Linked DNA regions of Homo sapiens: regions 2 and 3 are each linked to region 1. Evidence: chromatin loops called from intact Hi-C (ENCODE). Cell type or tissue: Calu3. All regions are shown on one strand. Each heading gives the region's core, and the rest is flanking DNA. Links, peaks and the distances in the headings are about the cores only.

Region 1 (4,000 bases), core at 1-4,000:
CACCACCATGCCTGGCTAATTTTTTTTGTATTTTTTTGTAGAGACAGAGTTTTGCCATGTTGCCCAGGCTGGTCTTGAACTGGACTCAAGCAATCCTCCTGCCTTGGCCTCCCAAAGTGCTGGGATTATAGGCACGAGCCACCACACCTGGTCTGGCTCCTAAATGCATGAAAAGATGCTTCATTTTATAATTTGAAGAAATGAAAATTAATGATAGGATTGCATTTTTCACCTAATGGTTTATAAAAAAGATGTTTCTTCCACCTTCAATAACAAGGTGGGAGAAACATCTTCCACATATTTCTTTGGTTTTGTTGAGAATATAAAGTGGTACAGCATCTACAAAAGGCAAATTTGACAATATCTACTAAAAGTAAAATTAAACACTCTATTTCAAATTATTTATTCTAAATATATACTTTCAATACATGTACACACACATATGTGTCTGTGTATACTTGTATATATGTGTGTATATGCACATATGGTATCTCACACATATTCCATTTGCTAGAAGTGACTTGGTAATAAATTTGGGAGAAAGTACTTTTTAAAATAAAGCTAAGTATATATATATATATATATATATATATACATATATATATATATATATATATATACACACACACACACACACACAAAACACCGCTGGTTCTCCACAGTGTTGTTCAGGGGTAGGTGTGAGGCAGGAGGGTGTATCCTGAGTTCTCAGCTTGAGTTGGTACCAACTGGAGCCCTTTACAGCAGTTTTTTTGAGGAAAGGCAATGTTCAGCAACACCGTATGTCAGCATTTATTATCATGCTAATTCCCAACTATCAGGGCCAAAACCTTTGTATTGTCGCCACGTGAATTATGAGGTTTTTCCAATCTGGTTGTTGAAAACAATAGGCGAAAAGTCCATTATAAAAGGAGGCTCCCAGAGTCTCAGACAGATAAATATGTAGGAAAAATGAATTTACAAAGGTTGAGGTACCAGAAATAAACTTCCTTAATATCATCCTTTCATGGGAATTCCTTAGAAAGCCTCAGGTACCCCAGAAATACATATATCTCAGTTTGAAGACTCTTCTTTTAATTCAGATAATATTTTACAGATTTTTTTAATCCTGAATATTAGAAGGAGTTAGAAAGTATATCTTGGAAATGTCTGGAAAAGGCTTATTTTAGGTGTTATTTTCAGAAAAGCTCTAAGTATTAATTTTCATTTTGCATTATGTTTTCATTATGTTTTTTACATAACCAAATTTCTTTCTATCAGAGTTGCCTTTACTTTTTATTCATATAATAGCACAGAGAACACTGATGAAGGAATAAAACTGTTTCCTACTCAGTATCTCCCTACAGGAGTGCAGCTATGACATCAGTGCTTGGAATGAACAGTTGCCTCCATCAGGAAGGCAACGTGACCTTTCCTCTTCTTATTATGGCAGTGTCCCATAGGCCTCATATTTCATTTATGAAACTCTAATCTCTAGCTTTTTAGTATCAAAAATAAATTGTGATTGTTTTGTTAGTTTTAAAACCAAAAATGATCATCAAAGCATTGTTAGTATCTCATGAATGTGTGTGTGTGTGTGTGTCTGTGTGTGTGATGGAGGGCTTCTTTTCAATAATAACAACATAGGAGCATTGTTGGTTGAACACTGATTGCTATATATGTTGAAAGAAATTATAATATAAATGTCATTTGCTGGAAGTGACTTGGGAATAAATTTGGGAGAAAGCACATTTAAAAGTAAAGCTATGATAAATATATCATTGTATATGTATCATCTTAAAATATTCAGAAATTTGGAATGTGGAAAATAACATAATAATACAGTTAGCTTACATATAAAGAAGTACAGCAAGGAAATGGAATCTTTACCTACCTTAATATGAGAAGAGAAAGAAGATAAAAACAATCTCTTCAGAAATGCTTATCCATTTGAGAAGACCTCATATATTTTCTATCCAGTAGAGAGCAGTCAAAGTCCATGATGCTGTCATGAAATTCAGGCCTTAGTATTACAGGCATGACTGTTAACACTGAATCATCTCATCCAGGTCCTTTCTGAGTAAGGATCTTTTAGAATACTGGACTAGTAGTCTTTCTTTGCGTACAATATTCTTTCTCATACCTGTCCTTGATATTAAATGCAGTATTTATATGCATATTTACACAGAAGTTTATTTGGACACAAACAAAAAACATGTAGCCAGCTTGTGGTTATTGGTCATGCTTTTAAAAATCTATAGTAAGTCTACAAACTATGGTATTTTAAAAAGTTTATGTAATAGAGACAAGCAGAAAGCATGAAGTGGGGTAAGCTTAATATTCCAGGAAAGAATATCCTAAGTGCCACCAGATAGGCAAGACTCATAATTACCAGAAGCTAACATATGACATCCTCGTGGCAATAGTAGTGATTGAAATACAGGGATTTTTCAGAGGTAGATAAATTAAAGAATAATTAAATTAAAAATCACCAAGAGATGATTAGATGATATATTCCATCTTTGTTACCTTGCTACCTTTCTCTTTCCAATTCCATCCTTGTTACCTTTCTCTTTTTCTTTTAGTGTGCCAGAGGAGATTAAAATATGGAGGGATGTTATCTAGTTATATAGATAGAAAGTATATCTTGCCATTGTTTCTGCATTATCTAAGGTTTTGATAGTTATTATATAAAATCTTTGAGTGCAGATCACTTCTGCTTTGCTGATACAACATATTCTCAAAAATGATCCTGAGGGACTACTCTCAAGAGACAGCATCTTGCAAATGCACAGGACCGTTCTATTTCTCTGTTTAGTCTCATAGACAGAAATCAATCTGAAATCGTCACTGGAAATAAGAAGGAGATGTATTAGGAAAGCAGTAAAATTAAATTTTAGTATGTATATTTTCATGCATTCTCAAAAATGTGTTCATCTCTTTTCTTTATAAAATTAACATCAAACAATTGGAGACTCCTTTAGTATAATGCATTAAAATGCTGTCTTTATTTATGTATCAATGGCACTATTGATTCATCATCAACAAGGCAGAGAGTTTGAGGTGGTTTTTCCCAGTAGAGATGTTGTCACAAGACAGCCACATTCTTTTATTTGGCCATTCTCACAACCAAAGTCATACACTTTAATTGGTAGACAAGAGTTAGGTATGTAATTTGTGGTCATGAAGCAAACTGGAACTAACTATCCCACATGTGGTGAGCTTAAATGTCAGGCTGGTCGGCTCTACTCTTGCCAGCTGAGCTAGTGTATCAGAGGGACCACTGTTAAGAATGGTTTGATCACAACTGTTAACAACCTCTTGTACTTTCCTTTAAAATGAATGCTTTTATTGAGGTTCAAATTTTTGTCATTGAGATTAATAATAAGTTTGAATTTGGTTGTGATGTTTCCTTAAAATATCAAGATTCCTCAACCAATAAAATAACTATTTTATTGAGGACATTTGAAAATATTGTTTCTATTACAAAATTTTATTGGGCAATAGCTTATTAATTAAAACAATTTTTAAATTATAATTTAGTCATACTCTAGGTTATTTGGTAGCCACATTAGTTTTATTTTGGGAAAAATAAGGAGATACATGCCATCATGGGTCCTTGTGTTTAAATTTGAATAAGAAAATGTATTGTAGTAACAAATGTTTGGAATTTAGTTAGGAGCTGTGGTTTTTATCTTAATCTTGTAATCTAAAGCCCCTCATGCTCTACACACACTATGCTATACATTGCACAAATAAGAAACTACGACCAGTATGTATAGAAACAAAGCAAAATGGGCCCTAAGTATCAGTGACAGCAAGGAGTGAGTTGGGTGAGCTTTAGCCCTCATCTCCCCAATAATGTTCATCAGCCCTTCATCTTACTCTTTAATTTGGATAATGGATTTCCACACTCCCCTTAATTTTAATTAAAATGTTATGCACGTGCAGCACCAAAACAAGTCCCCTAGACCATTCTTTCTTTTGGCTTGCTTCTCTAAGTTGTTTATACAGATAAACA
Region 2 (4,000 bases), core at 1-4,000, 460 kb after region 1:
TTAGGGTGGAAATCCAAAATCATGTTGGCAATGACAATGAAAACTGTCTTCTATCTAGAAATAAAAAAGAATATGAAGAAAAAACAATGGTGGTGTTAGAGAAAGGTAAGCCTCTTCCACTAACTATTAATTCAACATAAATATGGTTTAGAGGAATCTCAAGAGAAATTTGTTGTTGGCAGTGCTCAGAGATCATTGCTCCTGCATAACTTAACCCCTTTAAAATGTTTAACATTTTAACATGGAAAATTTAATAACAATTAAATTTTTTGATAAAATTTCAGATTTTTCTCTATTGGCACTCTTTCTATGATGCTGTTTAACCTCGGCTTTAACTAGACATTGACTTTAACACCCAAACTTTCAGCATCTGACCAAAATGTGTATTTTGTTACCTCTTTAAACAGTTCAATATATAGAACTGTTACTCTTTCATTTAAAAAATATTTGACTACAAAAGCAAGATAAGAACAAATTAAACATTACTTCATCTTTGATATTCAATAATGTTCATTTTTCCAAAGACTTGTGTTACAGTACCCATTTTATAGTGTTACATATTTTTCAATCAACTTTTCTTTAGGTAATTAAGAAGATAAAAGAATGATTACATTTTAAAGATTAGAGAAATTTTGCATACTTAATCTCACCTCACTTTATACATGGGGCAACCAAAACACAGGGTAGCAAGTTGATTTGCCCAAGCAAGTTTTTAATCAGTGTTGTGAAAATTTTCTTCACTTCAATTTTCTCCATAAACTCGTGTTTAAAAAAACAAATTAATCCTTCCACTATAAATGATACTAGAGGCTCTGTCCTTGACTTCCACTCATTTTCACAAACTAAGAAAAATGAATTATTTTTACAGTTTTTCCTCAGCAAAATATTTCTTAACCCCTTTTTGATCAAATATCAGTAATATGTATAGTTTTCCTGATATATAGGTGATTTCTCAGGTAATACAATTCACTATGTTTAATTTAGCTGTTACATTAAGAAATAAACAGCTGAATAAAATATTCACTGTTAAAAGTTTAAACTATGGCCAGCCACGGTGGCTCACGCCTGTAATCCCAGTACTTTGGGAGGCCGAGGCAGGCAGATCACGAGGTCAGGAGATTGAGACCATCCTGGCTAACATGGTGAAACCCCGTCTCTACTAAAAATACAAAAAATTAGCCAGGCGTGGTGGCGGGCGCCTGTAGTCCCAGCTACTTGGGAGGCTGAGGCAGGAGAATGGCATGAACCTGGGAGGCGGAGCTTGCAGTGAGCCAAGATCACGCCACTGCACTCCAGCCTGGGTGACAGAGTGAGACTCCGTCTCAAAAAAAAAAAAAAGTTTAAACTATAATAACAAAATAATACATATTTTTATTTTTTTTTTGGTCAAACATGAGTCCATAAAGGTTTGCCCAACTACGATCTGACCTATAGATCAGTAAAGTCTGAATCACAAACTAAATTACAACTAAATAACTAAATAACAACATTTAGCATCAACAAAAAGCATGATGAATGCTTTTTGGGTGGTGAACTACTTGACTTTCATTTTGATACAATGTACCTGCATTCAAAATTTATAATAATTCAATTTTCAGCATTTTTTTTCCAGAAAGACTTCTACATTCTATATTTTTCTATAAAATATAAACTGTAGTTATACATAGTCATGTATTCACCCCCCTAAACCTTATTTCCTCCTTTCCCCCAGTACATTTCTCAGAAAGAGGAAAAAAAAAAAAAAAAACAGAGCTGATTTAACACTTTTAACATTAACCTCAGCTATGTCTGCAAGGATATAGAGTGGTGTGATTTTGTTTCGAGGTTTTTCTTTTTCCTATTGGAATGTGGAATGTTAATTTGTGCCTCCGTTTTGTCCAGACTTAAACACCCATTCCCTATTTTATATGTCTTGTAGGACCCACAGAGTCTGAGAATGTGACAGAAGAGCCCTTCCACGTCTGGGAATGCAACAAGGAACATATTATATCTATTTTTAAATCTTCAAAATTCCTGTAGTAGCTGAGAGCTGGAAATGCTACTTGGATTATCTCATTGTTGGACCTCACCTAACACCCAGTTTCCTTTCCCTCACATTGTGTACTTGGACTTTGCTCCTGCCATTTATGTGCTTCCTGCAATACCGTCATAGACCACCATCACCTCCACATTCATTCTCCAACCACTGCTACCACAATACTCTGACTAAATGATAACCTGTGGCTGGAAAGAGTTAGGATACTTTTCTAAAGCCCAAACTAAATTCCACTCAACAAAGTAATTGAATGGTATCTTTGTGAGTTTGAATTGTTAAATAAGGTCTAAATGATAGCATAGGAATGAAGATTAGCAGAAGTCAGTATGGCAGACAAACCAAGAGACTGGAGCTTCACACTTTGGAGAGACAATTTGAGTTTTTGTTCCACTAAATGACATTCATACACGAAAGACACCTGAAGATGTTACAACCACAACACCTCCAGATGTATTTCCAATGGACTCTTCCTTTGAGATTCAGCTTAACTGAATATGTATTTACTGATTACCTTCCACACAAAAGGCTTTATGTTTACTGACTCTTCTGTAATAAGTACTGTGATAGGCAATAGGAAGACAGAGATATCATGCATTCTCCTTCCTTAAATAAGTCACAGTGTAATAGGGATGACAGACAATACTAGGAAAAATGAGCTGTGCTAGAAATACAAGCAGAAAGAGCTGGGAACTCAGAAAAGGGACATCAATTCATCCTGAAGAGAAAAGTGATACTTTCGGGAGAGATATGTGTGGTGGATGGCAGTGGGTGAATGACAAAAGGGATTGGGACATAAGGTGATCTTAGGCAAGGAAACAAAACAGATAAAAGCACTGGACAAAGCATAGTACTTTCAGAAACCACAAATTGGTGTGCTGGGAGCTCATATGTAGGTGTGAGATGAGATAAGGCTGGGGAGATAATATCATGGAATAATACTATGAAGGTTTCTATATTATCAGTATAGAGAGTATGGATTTTATTTACCAACAATGAAGAGCCATTGAACCATTGAGCAGTTTAACCAGGGGACAGGAGAGAGTTACATTTAAAAAAATTCTGGAAGCAACAGAATGATGAGATAGATTTCTGAACTAAAGCAGTGGTCATGGAAATGAGAAGGAGGAATTTAAAAGGGATTTAGAGTTTCATCATTTGAGAAACAATAAAGGTGTACAATGATCCTCATTTGTATATTTATCTTAATACTGGGCATTTGCAAAAAGAAATGAGTTAGAAAGAGAAATAAATGGTTTTGATGAGGTTGAGTTTGAGAAACACAAGAAATATCCAGGAAAGAGCCCTCAAGCACTCATAGTCTGGGGAAGGTGGTTACATGTGAACAAATAATAGAATGTGAGTGATGTGGTTTGGCTGTATTCCCACCCAAATCTCAACTTGAATTGTATCTCCCAGTATTTCCACATGTTGTGGGAGGGACCCAGGGGAAGGTAATTGAATCATGGGGCCGGTCTTTCTCCTGCTATTCTTGTGATAGTGAATAAGTCTCATAACATCTGATGGGTTTCCACTTTTGCTTCTTCCTCATTTTCTCTTGCCCCTGCCATGTAAGAGGCACCTTTTGCCTCCCACCATGATTCTGAGGCCTCCTCAGCCATGTGGAACAGTAAGTCCAATTAAATCTCTTTTTCTTCCCAGTCTTGGGTATGTCTTTATCAGTAGCATAAAAACAGACTAATACAGTGAGTACATAGTAAAGGCATAGACACTGGTTGTTTAGAATATAGTTCACCTTTCCTAAGAGACAGTCTTATAGAGGCAATGGCACAGAAAATCTCTCACAGGAGAGGTAATATGTAAGAAGAGTCTTGAAGATCCTTAAATGTGGAAAGGAAAAAGAAAAAAAAAAGTACTAAAGTACAGGATCATAAAGTTCCATGTAGTGGGGCTCTGGATAGTTCAATAGTACTAGACCACAGAACAGACCAAAAAGAAGGAATGACT
Region 3 (9,870 bases), core at 5,871-9,870, 340 kb after region 1:
TCTAGGGGGAAAAATAGAAGAAACAAGGGCTAATGTAGCAGAAGAGTAAGCCCTTTTCTTCCTCTGAGGCACATAAGGAAGGGCAGCAATTGGGAGTGGAAATGAGGAGAACAGTCCTGGGCCAGCTGCTGCCTGTGGGTGGTGAGCTGTAAACTGTTGCTACTCCCAGCAGATCCCATGGAACCTGCCTCCGGCCTTCTGCTGGAACTCAGTCTTGTTTAACTCAGTATTAAGAACTGTGCTATATATTTCAAGAGCCATAAAACAGGAAAGCCAGAAAATATGTCAATAATGCTCAGTGAAATTTATAACCCTTCCCCAAATGATTCTGTTGACCTGCTTTATTTCATGCTGCTCTTTCTAAATATCCTATTTCAATCATCCAACTTAAAAAAAATCAATTACTTCCTATTGCATGATCTGACATATGAAATTAATGCCTGCTGGTGGTATTTTTTTAAGCTTTTAATTACATGTCTTGCCAAGGACAGAATTTATTATGTTTTCTATGAAAACCAGTTTTTTAATATGTTCTTCTCACAGTCAATATAAATACTGAGAATTTTATGATGCATTATTTTCTAAACTGAACTTTTAGAATGAAACTTCTTCATCTTAAACTTTAAAAGAGAAGGGCAAGTATTTTATCCCTTTGCAATGTTAATGTTTTACCTTAGAATGAGCCAAATGGTGTTACAACAATAGGAATGAAATGCAGTATAACTTTAGGTAGAGTACTATACTTTTTTTCCTTTTTTGGTAATTCAATTAAGAGCACAAATAAAAGGAGTATAATGCAAAATTTCTGCTGATTTTAAAAACAGCTTTTTTGAGGTACAATTGACATACAACAAACTGTACATATTTAAAGTATACAAATCAAGTTTGAACACATGAATAAACCCATGAAATCATCACTGAAAGCAGTATAATGAATGTACTCATCACCTCCAAAAATTTCCTCATGCCTTAATGTAATCCTTCCCACTTCCCACTCTATTTCCATGCAGCCACTTATCATGTTTTGTCACTATAAATTAGTTTGCATTTTCTAGAATTTTATATAAATGTAATTATAAAGTGTGTACTCTTTTTGGGTCTGGCTTCTTTCACTCAGCATAATTATTTTGAGAACAACCCATGTTGTCTGAGAAATAAAAATAAAATCCTAAGCCCCCCAACTGACTGAACAAACCCTCTCTTGGCTAGGGCACCCCAGAGAAACTTAAAAACTGAATTTGGGCCATGACAAGATAGGAGGTTGAACACACCTCCTTATACCTCCTCCTTCAGTAATCGCCATTAGGCTATGAGTTAAATAGAAACCAGCCCCATATGTTAAACAGAAACCAGCCCTTTTGAAAGCTGTGCTTTGCTGCTGATCTACACAACTGACCTGTATTTCTTTCTGACAAAGGACCACCAATAATAGACTGCTTTTGGTCAGTTTACAGAGGCTGCACACAAAATGCCTTTGCTTCTTCCATTTCACCTCTTGATGCACACAGCCTAATTTTCATGCATTGAAAGTGAACATGGGACATATGTAACATGTAAGTTTGCTTACTATGCATGTATACATGCCCCCTTTGTGAATAGTTATAACTTCTCATATAACCTGTTAAATACGCGTACTTAGATGACTCATTCAGCATAAATTTCTATGTCACTCTTCTCTATGAATATCTGCTTCTGGTTTCTATCAGAGGCTACATTTCCCCAGTAGCAACCCTTTATAAAACATAGAATTCCCTACTCTAAGTTTATGAACCTCATGATTCTTCAGCTGACATGTTATGCATCAACAATTCTTTGCTTTATTTTGCTGCATAGTTTTCCATGGATTAGATACCACCATTTGTTTATCTTCTCACCTGTGGGTGTATATTCAGGTTGTTTCCATATTTTGGCTATTACAGATAAAGCTTATATGAACATTTATGTCCAAATCTTTAAGATATCCTCTTAAGAGAATGAAAAGACAAGCTATACACTGGGAGAAAATATTTACAAATCATATGTCCATCAGAAAACTTGCATCTTGAATATATAAATTGCATCCTGAATATATAAATAACTCTCAAAACTCAAAAATAAGAAAACAGATATCCCAATAAAAACAATGGGCAAAAGATTTTAAGAAATATTTCACCAAAGAAAATGTGAAGATAGCAAATAAACTCAGAAAAAGTAGCTCAGCATCATTAGTTATGAGGCAATGCAAATTCAAATCATAATTAGGTACCAGTACATACTGATTAGAATGACTAACGCTCCAAGTGCTAGCAAGGATGTAAAGGAACTGGAACACTCACAAATTGTTGATCTTAATGTACAATGGAACAATTCCTTTGGAAAACAGTTTGGGGATTTTTCAAAAAGTAAACATATACCTGCCATATGGCTCAGCTTGTCCAAATCTAGATAGTTACACAAGAGAAATGAAAGAACATGTCCTTTCTGCTGAGTTTATTCACTCTAATGTTTGTTCTTCTAATCATTATTCAGTTCGATTCACAACTATAGTGATATCTGTGCTTATCAGTTTCCCTTTAGATGTACAGCTACAATATTAAGCTATTTTATAAAAGTGTGCTGAACATTTTTTACATTGCAATAAAAAAACCTTGCCACGTGGTTAATTCCTACTCACTAATTATTTACAAATATAGTTTACCATCAAACAACATGGGTTTGAACTGCAAGGGTCCACTTATAGGCAGATTTTTGTTAACCAAACATGGATTGAAAAATACAGTGTTCTTAGGATACAAAGCAGGCATATTGGAAGGACCAACTTTTTGTGTACTCAGTTTCCTCAGGGCTGACAACTGGCCTTGAGTATGTGCAGATTTTAGTATATGCAGGTGTACTAGAACCAACTTCCTGTATGTACTGAGGGACATAACTGTAGTGTTAATGGCAGATCTTGATGAATTTCTTTCAGTAAGCATCTAACTTTAACCCCGACAATGAAGTTAGTAAATTTTCTAGTAGCCCAAAAGTATATTTTCCAAAGTTGTTGGTACAAAACAAATCCTTTATTTAAGGATGGTAGTAAAATGCAGCTGAAATAGACTATCTGAAAGCCTACAAAGATAGCTTTCTTCAATTGTATCAAGTTAGACTATTATGTTAGTTCTATACAAAGGATGGATTCTTTATACCTTAGACATAGCAAGGAAGAAACATTAGTATATTTGAAAACAAAATTGTCTATAATTTTATAGAAATTCTATCTATAGAATAGAGATAATAATATTTCCATCTCACAGGGTTGTTTGAAGATTACATGAGATAAAGAGCGTAAAGCTCAAAGTGAATACCTGGCTATGGCCAACACTCGCCGAATGTTTTTCTTTAATACTGTCAATAATAACTCTTTGTTTTGTTAAATGCAATTCACACAAATAAGCTAGTGATAAAATTAACTGAGCTAATATTGTTCCAGATATAAGTGAGAAAAGTGAATTCTGGTAGATTTATTATATATGCCTCAAACACATTTTCATTTTGGCATAAATATTAAGAAGCACTAATAACTAAGGAAGGCCATTCAAATACAAAAGTTGAGACTCTCGGACAGATATGTAAAAGCATTATAGATCATACATTTTTAATCAGTGTATCTTTTGTCTTCGGTTTAGTTGCTAGTCATGACTTCATCACTTAAGCAGATGGATAATTTTTTCAAAACTCAAAATTATAGTTTTTAGTGCATTTGTAGTTTTAATTTTGTTGATTTGTGTTTCAAATTTGTACTACCTTTCTAGTAAAAATCTTGAGAAATATTGGCAGGTCAGAAGCACAGTTCATGAGATATATATTATACAAACATGGATCCACATTCTGATTCTAAGTTACTAGTTGTAACATCCTTGCCTCATTCTGAAAACTAAGTATTTTGAATAACATAAAGGACACTAATTCAATCATTAAAAAAAACTAAGTTTCATTTTAAATTGCCTCACTTTGACACTTATGGTGTTATCTTCCCAGCATATTTCCATAACCTACAATTATAGTATCACATTGTGAATAAAGCTCATATTTCCTAAAATTAATTCCTGACACTAAAATAGAATGTTGCTATTGTGCTCAGACATTTAATGTTTTTGACTGACTTACTATATCTATGAAGTGGAGTTGTATTTCTCAGAAGTATTTTTAGGAATGTTTAGCTATGTCTTTTAAAATTCCCCAGTGAACTGAAGAGGGCAACAGTTACTTAGTGGATGCTTGGTCCAAATACGACATTTTTTTAAAAAAAAACTTCCATTATTACTACTAGTTCTAATATTTAAAAGGTTAAATTACAAGTACTCATAGCCAATATTTTCATTGAAATTCTATGACATATTTATTTTTATCTTAAGGTTGTATTTATTGATACACAGAGTTTCATATTACAATTTATTCAAAATAAATAAAAGTAAAATATGTTTATAGAATTTTACAAAACATTAGATATTCATTCTAGCATTTATAAGCTTTTAAAATGCGAGATAATTTCACAAAACACATCTCTACATATAATCAAGTATTACATTGAATCCTTTTTCTTGTTAAAAGATGTAGTAATTTATTTCACTTCATTTTATTTCCTTTTGGTTGATTATATTAAATTTCAAACTTGTAATTTTTAGAAATTTCTATGGCAGAACCTGTAGCATTCCCCTGCCAACCCCAAACACTTCATATGCAAGTATAATATGGAAGTATCATCTTCTCTATAGTTTCCTAAGCAGTTAGGTAACCTGTACCAGGCATGAGCACTTTTAAATGACTGAAGGTCCTGAAAAGTTCAAATCTACACCTATAGACAATTCAGAAAATCCAGAGGTTAACTGCTCTTAGCCACTAGGATGGAATCAGGGACATCCCCACAGCAAATCACAGCTGCTGACATTCCCACTCCAAAGCACCAACTCATCATACTTAAAGGGACACCTAGAAGCCTCTTTCTACAGCCTTCTGATCTTTATGCTATCTAAAACCTACAAGCATACTGTGGGTGCTACAAAGATATAAGAACACAGACTTGGCAATCAAAAGGGCAGTGTCCAAATCTTAGCTCCAACACTTGCTTGTTAATTGGGCAACTTTAACTTCTCTGCATCTTATTCATCTACAAGACAGGAGTATAAATAAAAGTATCACACGTTGTTGTTGTTGTGAAGCTTAAAAGAGTCTAAAACTTCTATAAGCAAATAGGACAATGGCTAGCATTATTCTTCAAAATGTATGTTTTAATGCATTATGATTTTTGTTTTAGGTTTTGTTTGTTTATTTTTCATAATTATTCTGGTAGGCAAACAAATTTTCTTTTGGAAATACATTATGAGAAATTTTCTTCTGCTAATGTAATTGATTGCAATCCTGTATGAAAATATCCTTCATTCAATAAACACTTATTGCATGCCTACTACATGCCAGGCACCACACCAAGGGAACCAGTTGAGAAGTGTTTCAACTATAAAACTTGAAATTACCTTTAAATTCAAATGACACTGAAAACAATATGCATCCCCAAAGTGCTGTCTGAGAAGGTACAGTTTCTTTGCACTTTTAAGAGGAGAATGGAAAGTCACTCCCTTCTCATTCCCTTCTAATTGGAGAAGACATCCACAGAGATGCATGTTCTCATAGGTGGAACATACAGCCCCATCATGAAAGGAAGATGCATAAAAATCAATGCCCAGGGCAGAGGTTTATAAGCCTGGGCCTCCAACATGGAATGTGGAAGGCCAAGGGTTTCTTGTTTTTAGGAGTGGTAGAGGGGAAAGGATGAAGACTCATAAAACATGATACAATGCCAACTGAAAAAGAGCAGAGCACAGAAGTGTCTCTGTTTTGGTTATAATGTTTATGTGTGGAAACACTAGACAAGAAAATAGAAAAATGAAAGCAGCTGATACGTCAGCATGAGGAGACGGTGAGTAAATTTTTCTTCTATTTGATTTATTGTATTGTTACTATGATGTTACTTAGGCAATAAATACAATTCAAGAGAAAGTAAAAATTAAGACCAAAAAGTAAAGACATATTTTAAAACTACCACAAGCAAGTGGAAAATTATCAAAGTGAAATAAATTTGAATCAAATATCAAAATGAATTTGAATTAAAACTATCAAACTGAGTTATTTATTTAAAGCATTATCCTAAAATATCATCTAAAACAATCCCTAACATGAAAACAACTTGTAGGTCAAAATGGCATTAATTTATTCAACAGACATTCTTCCCTTACTGCTCAGCTCACTTTTTCTCTCCATGATGAGATACAAGTTGTTGGAGGCTCTGCTTCCTTCATTCTCCCCTCCCTGGGGACCCCTTCTGCCACCAGAGTTCCATGTCACCTCTGGAGCTCACAACTCACCAAGGGATCCATACTTAGTGAAACCTTGACACAAAGTTAGATCTAATAAAATCAAGTTTTGTTAAACATCTGAGAACTAGCCTAGGACTACCTCTCATTTGTAACTTTATTTCAAGGAAAATGATACTTACTGGGTAAATTTTCCCATGAACTCCAAACTTTCAACTTTCAAGGAAGCTTTCAGAACAAAACCTAGTCTAGCCTGGGCCCTGATTATTCTATATAATTCTTATATTCAGACATTATACTCAAACATCATATCATTCCAATCAATCAATCAGCCTCAGTAGTCAGATTTCTTCCAGAATCCTATGGAACTACAGGATTAGTACTTCTAAATGTAGTTGTTTTCTTTCTAAATGTAAGGAATGGTTAACATCATAGGCTATCATATAGAGGACAATAGCTGTATATCTCAGAGATATGGTTAACAACATGGTAAATGCATTTTCACCAGAATTCTGACTTCTGATAGATCAGGACCACAACTCTGCTCTTATGAACACAAGAATAATACTTACGTTCTATGTCTTTTCCATTATAGGTATACAGAGAACTACTCGGGGAAATTACTTAATCCAGATTGTAACCAAAGTCATACAATTGCAACATCATTTAAATTAAGTTTCACTGGACTAAACAATTTTGGAAACTAACATGTATCTGTTCCATTTTTCCTTTGATAACTTTTGATAACCTAGGTATTTACAAAAAGAATAATGAGGCAATAATTACCTTTAACCTGCTAAAAGCAGTACCTTTGGAGAAATGTAAAAGGAAAAACTTCAACTCTTCCTTTTATTAATGATATTTCTTCACCAGCACAGACACCAACATACTCTGGCAGCTTCCACAATCTATATTGTGTTAGCACCTTCATTCTATGACATTATTATGCACTTTCTTATGTGTGGTTACATGACTCTTCTCATCTGTATATTTAATCTGTCAAATTATATTGCTGTTTCCTTAGAATGAACATGGCTTTTCTTACTTTTGCACATCCCCTTACTGTCTGATTGCTTGAGATCATCTTCATGAAATAGTTCTTAAATAGGTATTTTAATGGTTTAATTGTTTAAAGATACAAAAAAATTCATATAGTTTTATAATTTTACTACTAAGAATAAAATATATATTTGCAGAAAAATCAAATTACATTAATTTGGATAGCTGCCCTGATGAAACTGAATGATTATTTGGCTATTAGTAACATATGTTTTGACTATTAACAACATATGATTTGACTATTAACAATATACACGCCCCTGTATCTGCTTTGTGCTATTTTAAATACACTGCATGTACAGGCTGAGTGCTATGGCGAACCCTGGGGATTCCCCCTTCAGGACTGCAGCACTCATTTCTCTTGATGCTGGTAGCGTTTCCTGCTGATGTTGCGCACTTAAGGCTCTCTCCTGAAATTGCCTTAGACCATGAGGAACTGCCTCACTGACGGCTATCGCTCCCTCCACAGAAGCAAGCCTTTTCATTCTTGCCTCAAATGGGGACAACTGAGAAGGGCCACCCTGCTTTCAAGAGCTCCATGGGATCAGCTAAGTCCTGTGTTGTATTTGCATCACAGTTCAACTTTTCCCTCTGCAAAAGCCTGCCTCCCTCACTCTCTTAAGGAGTGTTCCCAAGGCATTACACAATAAAAACCCTTGCATGCAAACCCCCAAATCTGTGTCTGCTTCCTGGGAATGCAACCTGTAACAATCTTTCCTATCTTATGATCCAGAAGAAAATATAATATGGGAAAGATGAATAATTTGTCCACAGGCAAACCTTGCACCCAAAATATCTGCATCTGGTAGTCTGTGTTTCCTAAGTGAAAAAGAACAGCAGCTAGGATGTTTTAATCATTTTATTTCCCTTGTGGTTGCTTAGTCGGGGCACTCCCTCGTCAGGTATTAAAGCTATGTAACTTCATTAAACATGACTTTAGAAACTCCTTACCCACAATGTATGTGCCAAAACAAATGTACTGCTGTCCGTCAAGCAGACCTAATGAATATCTGATAAGACATTTGACGCACTATTACATGATGAAAAAGAAAAACAAATCTGTAGAAAAAGAATGTGTAATACTTCCCTTTACTTTATGTGCAGCATAACCCAGAATTTGAGACAAAAATAAAATCACATATTCATTTTTTCCCAGTTAATTTATCAAACTCCAAAATTGCCCTTAGTAGTAGTAGGCACACTCTCTCAATTCTCAGGCTGGGAAGGGATTTAAAAAGAAGTTAAACTGCATCTTTAACACTTCATTCCTTTAAACAAGCCTGAGGCAAATAGGATAATTCTGAAAAGATGTATATGTGTTCTTATATTGCCTTTAGAGCTTTTCTATATTTATGAATATTTTTATAAAAGATGGGTGAATAGCCCATAGTCAGTGGAATAAATACAATCTTGATTCATTGGGCATCCAATAACATATGAAGGAGGCAGTTTTGTTTATCATAAGTTGATTTATTTGGAGGTCAGCTCAGCCTAAATTCCTCTTAGGCACCCATTGAGTATTGTTTGCCTGGCAGTGCTCATTGCCAAGGTATCATTACTGTGTCACACCCAAGTGGTCGTGGCCTCTCTCTGACCATCAGCACAGGTACCCCTTCTTATATCTCTAAACTGTGACTTTATGCAGGGTTCACTTGCAGTTTGAAAGGGCTCCTGCTCACAGTAAGTTCTAGATTTTGTATGCATTTATCCTCCTTACTCTTTTCTTCCTCTTTCTTGATCCTGCTTTCAGTAGTCAATTTGCATGCCAGGATTAAGTTTTCCCTGTTTGTATCTACTCAAGTCCCCTCCATTCAGCAAGTTTAGAAGTCCAAATGTCCTAACAAATGAAAAGAAATGTTAACCAGTCTTTATAAAGAGCAACCATCAACACTATGTGTAAAACATAGAGTCATGCTTTCTTTGTCCAGAACTCAGAGGTCTAGTAGTATTTATATTTATCTGGAATTTATCCTACACTCAAAAATTGAGCCAAAAAGGCTTCCAAAAAGACTAGAATTATTGAGTCCACATAATCAGCCACATACTCAGTTTGCATAGAGGAATATCCCTCAGGCCCTAACTCAGAAACATTTTGCCTTATTTTAGATATAATTTTTCTAAGCCCTGTAATCTTGTTTTCATGTTCTCTAAATATATATTAAATTGGATGAGTCAAGAAGGAAATGATAATAATAATAATAGCTAGATATAGGAGAAGAGGCTAAAGCTTTCTGAAAATCAACAATAGGGATTTTAAAAGAATAATAATATGGGGCCACAATATAGAGACACATGTTTTTGTTTGTTTGTTTGTTTGGAGATGGAGTTTCACTCTTGTTGCCCAGGCTGGAGTGCAGTGGCGCAATCTTGGCTCACCACAACCTCTGCCTCCCGGGTTCAAGCGATTCTCCTGCCTCAGCCCCCCAAGTAGCTAGGATTACAGGCATGCATCAACACACCCAGCAAATTTTATATTTTTAGT

Evidence for each region. A loop is a pair of places that touch in the nucleus more often than their neighbours do. Peaks named below come from ENCODE experiments on the same cell type or tissue, not always from the same donor. Only the 100,000 strongest peaks of a DNase experiment are listed, where the experiment ranks them.
Region 2: a loop joins it to region 1, with 2.7 times the contacts of the local background. A loop is called at or near these places in 3 of 110 quality-filtered maps.
Region 3: it touches region 1 in a loop (4-fold over the local background); 3 of 110 quality-filtered maps call a loop at or near these places.

What each region holds. Positions count from the first base shown.
Region 1 is chr6:74,407,676-74,411,675 of GRCh38, forward strand. All of the region lies in intron 2 of LOC101928516 (a long non-coding RNA gene), which reads left to right. Among named protein-coding and RNA genes, the nearest start is that of CD109, 710 kb to the left of the region's middle. In Calu3, for the core only: a CTCF peak has its summit at 1,989 (motif pointing right); no DNase peak of the experiment used is centred there.
Region 2 is chr6:74,868,531-74,872,530 of GRCh38, forward strand. No RefSeq gene overlaps it. Among named protein-coding and RNA genes, the nearest start is that of SNORD156, 260 kb to the right of the region's middle. In Calu3, for the core only: no CTCF peak of the experiment used is centred there; DNase peaks (open chromatin) are centred at 2,131 and 3,441.
Region 3 is chr6:74,741,662-74,751,531 of GRCh38, forward strand. No RefSeq gene overlaps it. Among named protein-coding and RNA genes, the nearest start is that of SNORD156, 380 kb to the right of the region's middle. In Calu3, for the core only: no CTCF peak of the experiment used is centred there; DNase peaks (open chromatin) are centred at 7,770 and 8,270.